Linked DNA regions of Homo sapiens: regions 1 and 2 are each linked to region 3. A link is a contact called in ENCODE Hi-C or POLR2A ChIA-PET data. All regions are on one chromosome and are shown on one strand. The core of a region is the stretch at or near the end of the contact, and the rest is flanking DNA. Distances in the headings are between cores, read along the strand shown. Region 1 holds the start of INAFM2 (InaF motif containing 2). Region 2 holds the start of DISP2 (dispatched RND transporter family member 2). Region 3 holds the start of BUB1B (BUB1 mitotic checkpoint serine/threonine kinase B).

Region 1 (2,700 bases), core at 76-2,575, 160 kb before region 3:
TATATACAGGGATCTAGAAATTTAATGCATCTCTGGCCACTGCAACTAGGTTGACGTACCTGAGCTCCACTACTTTTGGTGCCCTCCTCCTTTCGAGAGCTTCAGCTTACTTAAAAAGAGCCCCTACAGCTCCATCCTTCCCCTGAGTCTTGGGGGAAAGCCCCAGTCACCCCTGCATGTAGGATACACCAGAGCGAGCGGCGCAGAAGGGTTTGGTGCCGGGATCTCCCCACCCCTCCCCCCATCCCCCTACGGCTCAGGGCCCTGGTGCAGCACGGTCCTGGGCAGCAAACCCCCAGCCCCCCGGCGAATCGTGGTCCCTTGGCTGAAGATCTGGCTGCGGGCCTCCCGCTCCGGGGCCAGCCGGCGATGGTGGGAGTGTGAGGGGCGTTCACTCTCGTGGGGGTCACTCCCGCGGGCTCTCCACCCCATCCTGCTGCGAAGTCCTGCCTCTGGGCTTGGGGAGAATGGTTCCCGGCGGCCCCCAGCGCGGAGGGCTTCAACGACTCCCGGGCGCCGCCGCCGTTTCCTCTTCGTCCTCGTCCGGCCCCCGAGGCCGCTCGAGCGGCCCGGCCGGGGGGCTGTCCGCAGGGGGCTCCGGAGGCGCCGGTCGCGCCGCCTGCAGTGGGGGAACGTCGCGCGGCGCCTCGCGGCGGGACGACCCAGTGGTGTTGGGCCCCGCCGCCGCCGCCCCCGAAGTCCCAGACGGGCCAGTGGCGTTGGAGCCGCCGGGGGGCGGGCCAGCGGCTCCCCCCGAGGTCCCGGCGCCCACCGGCTGCCAGATGAGGCTGTAGTAGACGGCGAGCACGATGGCGGCCAGCGACACGGAGAGCACGTAGGCGAACACGGTGGCGAGCCGGACCCACTTCTTGTTGGTCTTGGCCGCCATCTTCGCCTTCTTGTCCCCGGTGTAGGTGGCCGGCTTGCCCCGCTCGGCCGGGGCCGCGTCGCGCTCCTTCATGGGGGGGCCCCGGCCTTTGCCCCGGTGCTCCACGGCCCCGGCTGGAGGGGGCCTGGCGGCCTGCAAGGACTGGGCAGGGGGCGGCCCGGCGCCCTCGGTTCCCGGCGGCCCCGCGCTCCGCCGCCGCTCCTCACGCCGCCCGCCCGCAGCCCGCCACCGCGTTGCTGCAGCCGCCGCCGGGGCCTGGACCAGTCACCGCCGCCAGCGCCGCCGCCGCCGCCGGCCCGTCAGCTGCTTCCCCGCCGCCGCCACAGCCACAGCCGCCACAGCCGCCACAGCCGCCCGGCTCCGCGTCCCCATCCGCCGCCACGCCGCCGCGCGCTCCGCCGCCGCCTGCCCGGCCGCCGGCCGCCTGGTCTCCAGTGGCCGCGCGGACCGCGCGCTCCGCTCCAGCCCGGCTCCCCCGCCTCGCGCGCCGGCAACAGGGGGCGGGGAGAGCGCTGCTGGGGGCTGCCCCTTAAAAGGGCGACGCCGGGGTCCGGAAGTGCCGCGAGGGGAGGCGGCGGCTGCCGGGAGCCGCGAGCCCCGCCGGGACGCCCCGTTAAGAGAGAGTTAAGGGAGGCTGGCTCTTAAACGGGCGACGTCACCGCGACCCCTGGTGGGCTGGCGCGGCGTAGAGTGGAGCCCCGGGCACTTCTTTAAAAGGGGGAACGGCGTTGTGCGAGGCGGAGTGCGGAGCTAGAAGGGGGCGGTCGGAGCGCGAGCTGTCAACTCTGGCGCCTCCCCGCTCCGCCCCGAGGCTCCGAAGTGACAGGTGGAATAGCAGCCTGGGCTTCGGACTCCAGGCCTAGGTTTATCCTCTGGGAGGGGACGGTAAGAGGGATAGGGAAGATACCACGTTCCAGCTCTCAGCTTGCTCCCCGCACCGCGTACCCCCTGGGTGGGTCTCCCAGGCCCATTCACAGCTAAAGAACCTGGTTGACGCCAGGGGTAGGCGGTTCTGGCACCTGGAGCGCTCACTGGGGCCGCAGCTGGTTGTGTTCCTTCCACCCAGTCCAGGCTGGGCTTCGGAGCTCTACTGAAGTCGTCGCAATTGCGTACCCCAGCCCGCCTCACCCCGCCAACCCTGAGCCTCCGGGACAGAGCCACGGACTGAGCTGTTCTCCAGACTCGCTTGCCACCTTAGTCCCAAAGTTCGCCGCAGGTCGCTGGTCCCGCTTTTTGGGTCTTCCAATTCCTGGTTTTGGCCTGGATTTGGACCCAAGGAGCTGCACTGAACCTGAGGAGTTTAACTCTCAGGACTCCTAGAGCGTTTTCACTCTCAGATCCCCTCCAGACCTCAAGGCTTGGGCGGTTGTCCCCTCCCCACTTTCCCATGTGAGGTTTGTCTTCTTTGGCTCCAGGCCAGGCGCCAGGCAGTGGGCTCTGTGCCTGGTCTTTGGACCCCCTAGGTGCTAACAACCCTTCATGCTCAGACTCTCCCTTGCGGCTTTACTTGTGCCCTCCCCCTCCTTCCGCTCTCTGCTCTCCCTGCCTTCTCTCCTCCCCATTCCCTCTCTATAAGGCTTTCCAGAATTCTGGTTCCCTCCTCCTTGGATGCTACTTCCTGTGTTCCCAGAACTGGGCATATGGACTGCCTGGGTGTCTGAATGAGTGAGGGAGACTTGTCTGGGCGTGTGTTGGGGAACAGAACTGTGGTTCTGATGGGGTTCTGTGGGTGAACCCTCCCTCAAGCCCCTGCAAGTGTGAGCCTGACCTGGCTTCTACCCTGTGGGGCAGGATCCCCTCTGCCCTTCTCA
Region 2 (2,700 bases), core at 102-2,601, 200 kb before region 3:
CCCCAGGTCCTCGCTCTGTCCTGTCACTGCCCCATCTTTGATCAGGCCATAGTCCCAGGCAGGTCCCTGGACTGGTGAATACACCCATCCTGTGTCTCACCTTCTTGAAGGCTTTGTGACTTTCAGACTGAAGAGTGGCTAAATCTATCCAGGCTAATGTGTTAACAATAAAGGGAAGAAAGCATTTCTCTCTACTTGTGGGGCTTTCTCCCCCTCTGGGGTACAGAATGTACATTTTAACTGGGGTATTCTGGAGACGATGTGTCCACTTCTGCTATTGCTATCAAGGAATGCCTTTTATTTCAGTCCAGGCAGGAAAGAGGCAGTGTCATGTCAGAGGAGGGATTCTGGGGGCGGCAGAGCCAGGCAGGGCACAGAAATTGCGCCATATTGCTACCTAGCTGGGCTGTTCCCTCACACATATGGTGGAGGAAGGGAGAAGAGAGGTGCTGAGATCTGGGCCCTCAGCAGGAAGGTGTCCCTCCTGTCCCACCAGTATGGGGCTCCTCCAGGGGTGGTACAGGCCAGCAGCCTGAGCACCAAATCCTTCCCATCTTAGCGGCTCCAGCCAGTGTGGCTGCCACATGCAGGGACTGGAACCCACACGTGCACAGCTGGGGGTCATGCAGGGCAGGCAAGCGACTGATGGTGACAAAGACAGTCCCTGACGTGCCTGCCGAATGTCTGCCTTCCCCAGGACACCCGCCTTGGCGAGCCTCCCATCCGCGATTCACGCACACCTTCATGCACACTGGCACGCTGAAACCCGGACTGAGGTTACTGCGGGCTTGGGGCTTCCGGAGAAGACGCAGGGGCAGGGCCTAGAAGGAGGGGCCGGAGGAGCCAGGGAGTCCTGGCCTGAGAGGAGGGGTAGGAGCCGTGGGTGGGGCAGGTTCCCTAAGCGGGGAGGGCGATGGGGGCTGACACTAGGGGGTGTCAGGGAGCGAGGAAATTGACCCGGCAGGATGAGGGCGTGGCGAGGGGGGCCTGGAGCTTGGCGACCCCGGGAAGGGGCTCCGGGAGGGTCTGGGGAATGAATGGGGCAACATATGGCGGCTACTGGGGATACCTGGGGCGGGGAGGGTCTGGGAGGGTCTGTGATACGGATCTGCGGAGCTGTCCGCCCTACCTGTCCGGGGAGCCGCCGTCTGGGGCCAAGGGCTCCCCCTCGGGCCGTTGCTCCCCTTCCGGACCCGGGCCGGGAGCCGGACCGCTGCCGCCGCTGCTGCTGCTGCTGTCACCGTCCATGCCCGTGGGCGGCACCGCTGTCCGGGCGCTGGTGCTGAAGCCGCGGCGGCGGCGGCGGCGGCGGCGGTGGCGGCGGCAGCGGCGGCGGGGTGCTCGTGCGCATGCGTAGGCTCTGAGCGGGCCGGTCGCTGGGCGGGGCGAGGAGGAGCCCAGCCAATGGGCGCGGCGCCGCTGCCGGAGCGGAGCGCTCTGTCTCTAAGATCCCGGGGCTGCGGATGTGAGCGCCCCTCTGCTCCCGCCAGGCCAGAGAGCCGCTGTTAGGAGTCCGGCCGTGCAACCCTTCCTAGCGGCCTCGGCCTTCCCGTAAGGAACCAGAGAGCGCGACACATGCAGAGATCCTCACAAATCAAAACGCAGACCCTTCCAGCCGGATAGAGGGCGAGCTCCACGCCCGCACTTCACCACGCTGGACGCCCCGGGTCGAGGCGGGCGGCTTCAGGCCTGCGAGGTTCCCGGCTCGCTCAGCGCCCTCCTCCCCTCCCCAGTGGGGCGAGGCATCAGGTTGGGTCTTTCTTCCCATCCTTCTGGACTTCGACTTGGACCTGGGTGTGCACCCCTTAGATGCGGAGCCCTGACTCCGTTACTCAAGTGCGCAGTCTGGTGAAGGAGGTGGGGGAAGAAGAGAGGCGCTCAGATCATCCCCAGCTCCTTCTCTTTCTTTTTTAAAATTTAAAAGGTTTATAAAGCAAACAAATCACAGTAAGCTAAGGTTAATTTTTGATTCAGGGGCACATGTGCAGGTTTGTTATAAGGGTATATTGAGTGATCCCAGATCCTTTTTTATAGTCACCGCTGCCCCCCCACCCCACCTCAGCCTGGGAGGTGCCCAATAGCCACTGACTCCAGGGCACTGGGAGGTGCCCAATAGCCACTGACTCCAGTGCCACCTCCCCCACCAGGGAGTAGCTGTGAGTAGAGCACATTTGGGTATGATGGACTGTGGACAGGCCTGGCTAAGGGGTCTAGAACTAGAATAGATATTGGCAGTGTGAGAAGCCTGGGGGGCTGGGAGTGGAGAGGATCCTGGATGTGGGATTTGACTAGGCAGAAAGGGTTTTACAGCAAGCAGGCTGTTCAGGGCCTGGTTACTTGTGCAGGGAGAGGCCTTGGTTGAAGACATGGGGCTGAGGAGAGAGTCAGGAACACTTGGACTATAGGTATCCCTAAAATGTGTGCCAATGCCAGTCCGTGTAAGACACAGGTCATAAGAAATGGGGTGGAAGAATCTAGAGGTGTAGAAGTGTTGGGTCTGCCCTGAATAGCTTATAGTTTGGTTGGAGAGATAAAGGGCCAGCCCATAAATTGCTGCCAATAGGCAAGATATGGTGAGGCCCATGAGGTGGTTGAGAAGGGGACAGTATGCAAAAAGGAAGGACCTCTTTCTTCCTAATAGGCCTTAGAGAAGGCTTCTTGGAGATGGTGGGGCTTCAGCTGGCTTGGAAGAAAGGGTGG
Region 3 (2,700 bases), core at 130-2,629:
CAACACTACAGCCAAAGTGACCCCATTTAAACCCAAGTCAGATTATGTCTTTCCTTTGCTCAAAACCTTCCAATGACTTTTGATTACAACTAGAGTAAAAGCTAAGTCCTTACAATCTGCATCTTCACCATTTTTACATAATATCCTTTTACTCTTCTAGTTAATTCTGCTCCAGTGACAATGGCCTTGGACATGCCAGGTGCAACTTCCTCCCCTAGCTCTCACCCTCAGCCTTTGTACTCTCCTCAGATATAGAACCTCTAGCTTTTGAGATTCCTTCAAGTCTTGACCAAAGTGACATCTCCTCAGTGAGACTCCAGTGTTCAAGTTAAATTGCACCAATCCCCACCCCCAATATTCACTACACCCAGTTGCTTTATTATTTTTTTTAGTACTGACCACATCTCCACCTAACAGTTTGTCTTTATTGTCTGACTCCCCCACCTTCATCCCATGCCAGAACTTAAGCTTCATGAGGGTTGAGATTTTTGTGTCTGTATATTTGCTGCACTCAGAGCTTAGCCAAAAAAATACTTGTTACATGAATGAAAGAGCCCATGACATAGCACTTATCTAGGTATTGCGGGCACCACAGTGAAAACACATACAGATTTCCAACCTAGAACTGCAATATAGTTTTTTTAATACAAGGAAAAGCCGCAAACATGCAGAAAAAGGCTTTTAGATCTCTATGTTATTGGCATAATTTAGATCTCTATGATATTGGCTAAAGGCTTTCAGATCTCTGTGCTATTGGCATAGCACCTGCCATTTGTTGAGCGCTTATTTGGAAGCAGTTACTTAACAAATACTTTGAATTCCCCCAGAACCACGTAAGGCAGCATTAACATCAGCATTTTCCATACAAACGATTTGCCCAAGGTCAAACAACTAGCAGGTGGCTGAGCTGAGTTACAAACAGACAACATTGCAACTTCCAAACTCTTTGTTCCGCTGGGGTCCCGCAGCCTTCTTCGCTTTGAAGCTGGATGCGGCAGGATTCGCACGTGCCCTCAGTCCACTGCGTTTTCACCTCCACCTCCGGCATTCTACTCCAAAAGGAAGGAGGCTCCGGTGGGGTCTGTTCTGACGGTGCCGATCTCCCCCTCGACTGCTCCGAGCGGAGCCTTCTATTACCTACCAGGCCGTGTCCTCTCAGGCCCAGCCCCCAGCAGCTTTCTCCCGTACCTACCTCAGAGCACCCCCTTCCTTCTTCACCGCCGCCATCCTGCATTCCTGGCTCAGGTCCTCGTCCTGCTGCAGGCCTTTCCTCTGGGCCACAGACCGCCTGGGCTTTCTTCCGCAACCTGCCCTCGGAGCTACAGAAGCGACCAAGGCACGTACACGACTCCCTAACAAACCGGCCACCTCAAGCCCACACCCCTAGCCGCCAAGTTTCAAATTTAACGGTCCCGCGCGGTCGACGTGGCCACGCCCCTCCGCTCCTCCGTGCTCTCGCGTCTCGCCCAAGGCATTCTGGGGCTTGTAGTTTATGCCTGTTTAGTCCGCGAACTCGCGGTGCATAATGGGAATTGTAGTTTTTGGGATTCAATGGCCGTGGAAGTGCAGCAGGCTTAGGCAAAACAAATACCCCCAGGTGCTGTCTTGAGTCGCGGCTCGAAGCCGAGTCTCTGAGCCGAGCGAGGAACACTTAAAGCACCAGAACTTCTTTGCTGTTTTGAGTGTTGGGAGATGTCTCTGAGTGCTTGCACTTGGCGTGACTCTTGTAGGGTGACTACCCCTGCTGTCTGCCCCAAATCTCACCCGTCCGGAGTTCTTAGGCCACTGACCTAGCTGTTTCCTGCCCCACCCTTGAATTCAAAAAGCTGGATTCTAGTTCTGTAAAATCATACCAAATGTGCAACCTTAGGCAAGCTACATAATCTTTCTGACCATCAGTTTTCCTCATCTATAAAGTGATGATACTGTCTTGCTTTCTCTTCTGCTCAGTCCACAAGCAGTAAACACAGCCATGCTATGGTTCCCAAGGTGTTACCTCTTTTCCCCTTCAGGGGACTAGCCTTGACTGACATTAAACTGTTTGTTGCAATTTCAATTTTCTGAGGAAGAAATTGTGATAGCTCAGATGTGACCAGGGGAGTAGAGTCTTTTTGTTTGTTTGGTTGGTTGGTTTTGTTTTAGAGACAGGGTCTTCTTCTTGCTCTGTTGCCCAGGCTGGAGTGCAGTAGCCCCATCATGGGGCTACTGCATTCCAGCCTCCAACTCCCGGGGTCAAGTGATCCTCCCACCTCAGCCTCCGCAGTAGCTGCGATTACAGGCATTAGCCACCTTGAGGAAGGAACAGGGTCATTTAAGAAAGCCCAGGTACAGGGGAGTTCTCCTTTATGACTGTGGGGATGGTCAGAGAGGTGGCACTTCCCAGAGGCAGATGCTGAGGATACTGTCCACTACCCTCTGGTTCTTAGTTCCCAGCTTTCTGTCTTTGTTCATGTTATATAAGTCCTTCTTTCCTCTGAATCATCAGGACTCTTGATTCCAAAGAAGTAGAAATCCAACTTAAATCGGCCTACTCAGAAAAGGGAATTTACTGTCTTTTATATATAAAAGACTTCAGATAAAGCTTAACCCAGGACTCATGTGGACTGGGCCTCTCTCCATTTCTCGCCTCTACTCTTGTTGTTGGCTTATTGTCATTCTCCATTGGGTAACAGATTCACGACTTTATCCTTACAGGTTCAA

The links. A loop is a pair of places that touch in the nucleus more often than their neighbours do. ChIA-PET counts read pairs that join two places held with the same protein, here RNA polymerase II (POLR2A). Pooled maps may share reads with other maps.
Region 1: a map of CD8-positive, alpha-beta T cell shows a loop between it and region 3 (6-fold over the local background). The contact joins the promoter of INAFM2 here to the promoter of BUB1B in region 3. A Hi-C loop is called at or near these places in 4 of 168 maps with a recorded cell type or tissue (B cell, CD8-positive, alpha-beta T cell and naive thymus-derived CD4-positive, alpha-beta T cell), 1 of 37 single-sample maps with no recorded cell type and 10 of 50 pooled maps. POLR2A ChIA-PET finds 5 or more read pairs at or near these places in 1 of 52 experiments (activated CD4-positive, alpha-beta T cell).
Region 2: a pooled map shows a loop between it and region 3 (7-fold over the local background). The contact joins the promoter of DISP2 here to the promoter of BUB1B in region 3. A Hi-C loop is called at or near these places in 7 of 50 pooled maps. POLR2A ChIA-PET finds 5 or more read pairs at or near these places in 2 of 52 experiments (RWPE1 and activated CD4-positive, alpha-beta T cell).

The regions. Positions count from the first base shown.
Region 1 is chr15:40,322,317-40,325,016 of GRCh38, reverse strand. INAFM2 (InaF motif containing 2) reads right to left here and starts at 1,325. Exons shown (of 1, transcript NM_001301268.2): 1 at 1-1,325. The coding sequence starts at 961. The coding sequence ends at 500. It overlaps LOC112268152 (a long non-coding RNA gene), which reads left to right and starts at 1,374. Exons shown (of 3, transcript XR_002957721.2): 1 at 1,374-1,774. RefSeq lists silencers at 618-847, 858-937, 1,268-1,637.
Region 2 is chr15:40,356,870-40,359,569 of GRCh38, reverse strand. It overlaps DISP2 (dispatched RND transporter family member 2), which reads right to left and starts at 1,351. Exons shown (of 8, transcript NM_033510.3): 1 at 1,130-1,351. The coding sequence starts at 1,248. RefSeq lists a silencer at 1,171-1,430.
Region 3 is chr15:40,159,748-40,162,447 of GRCh38, reverse strand. BUB1B (BUB1 mitotic checkpoint serine/threonine kinase B) reads right to left here and starts at 1,379. Exons shown (of 23, transcript NM_001211.6): 1 at 1,193-1,379. The coding sequence starts at 1,227. RefSeq lists enhancers at 224-988, 996-1,125, 1,146-1,245.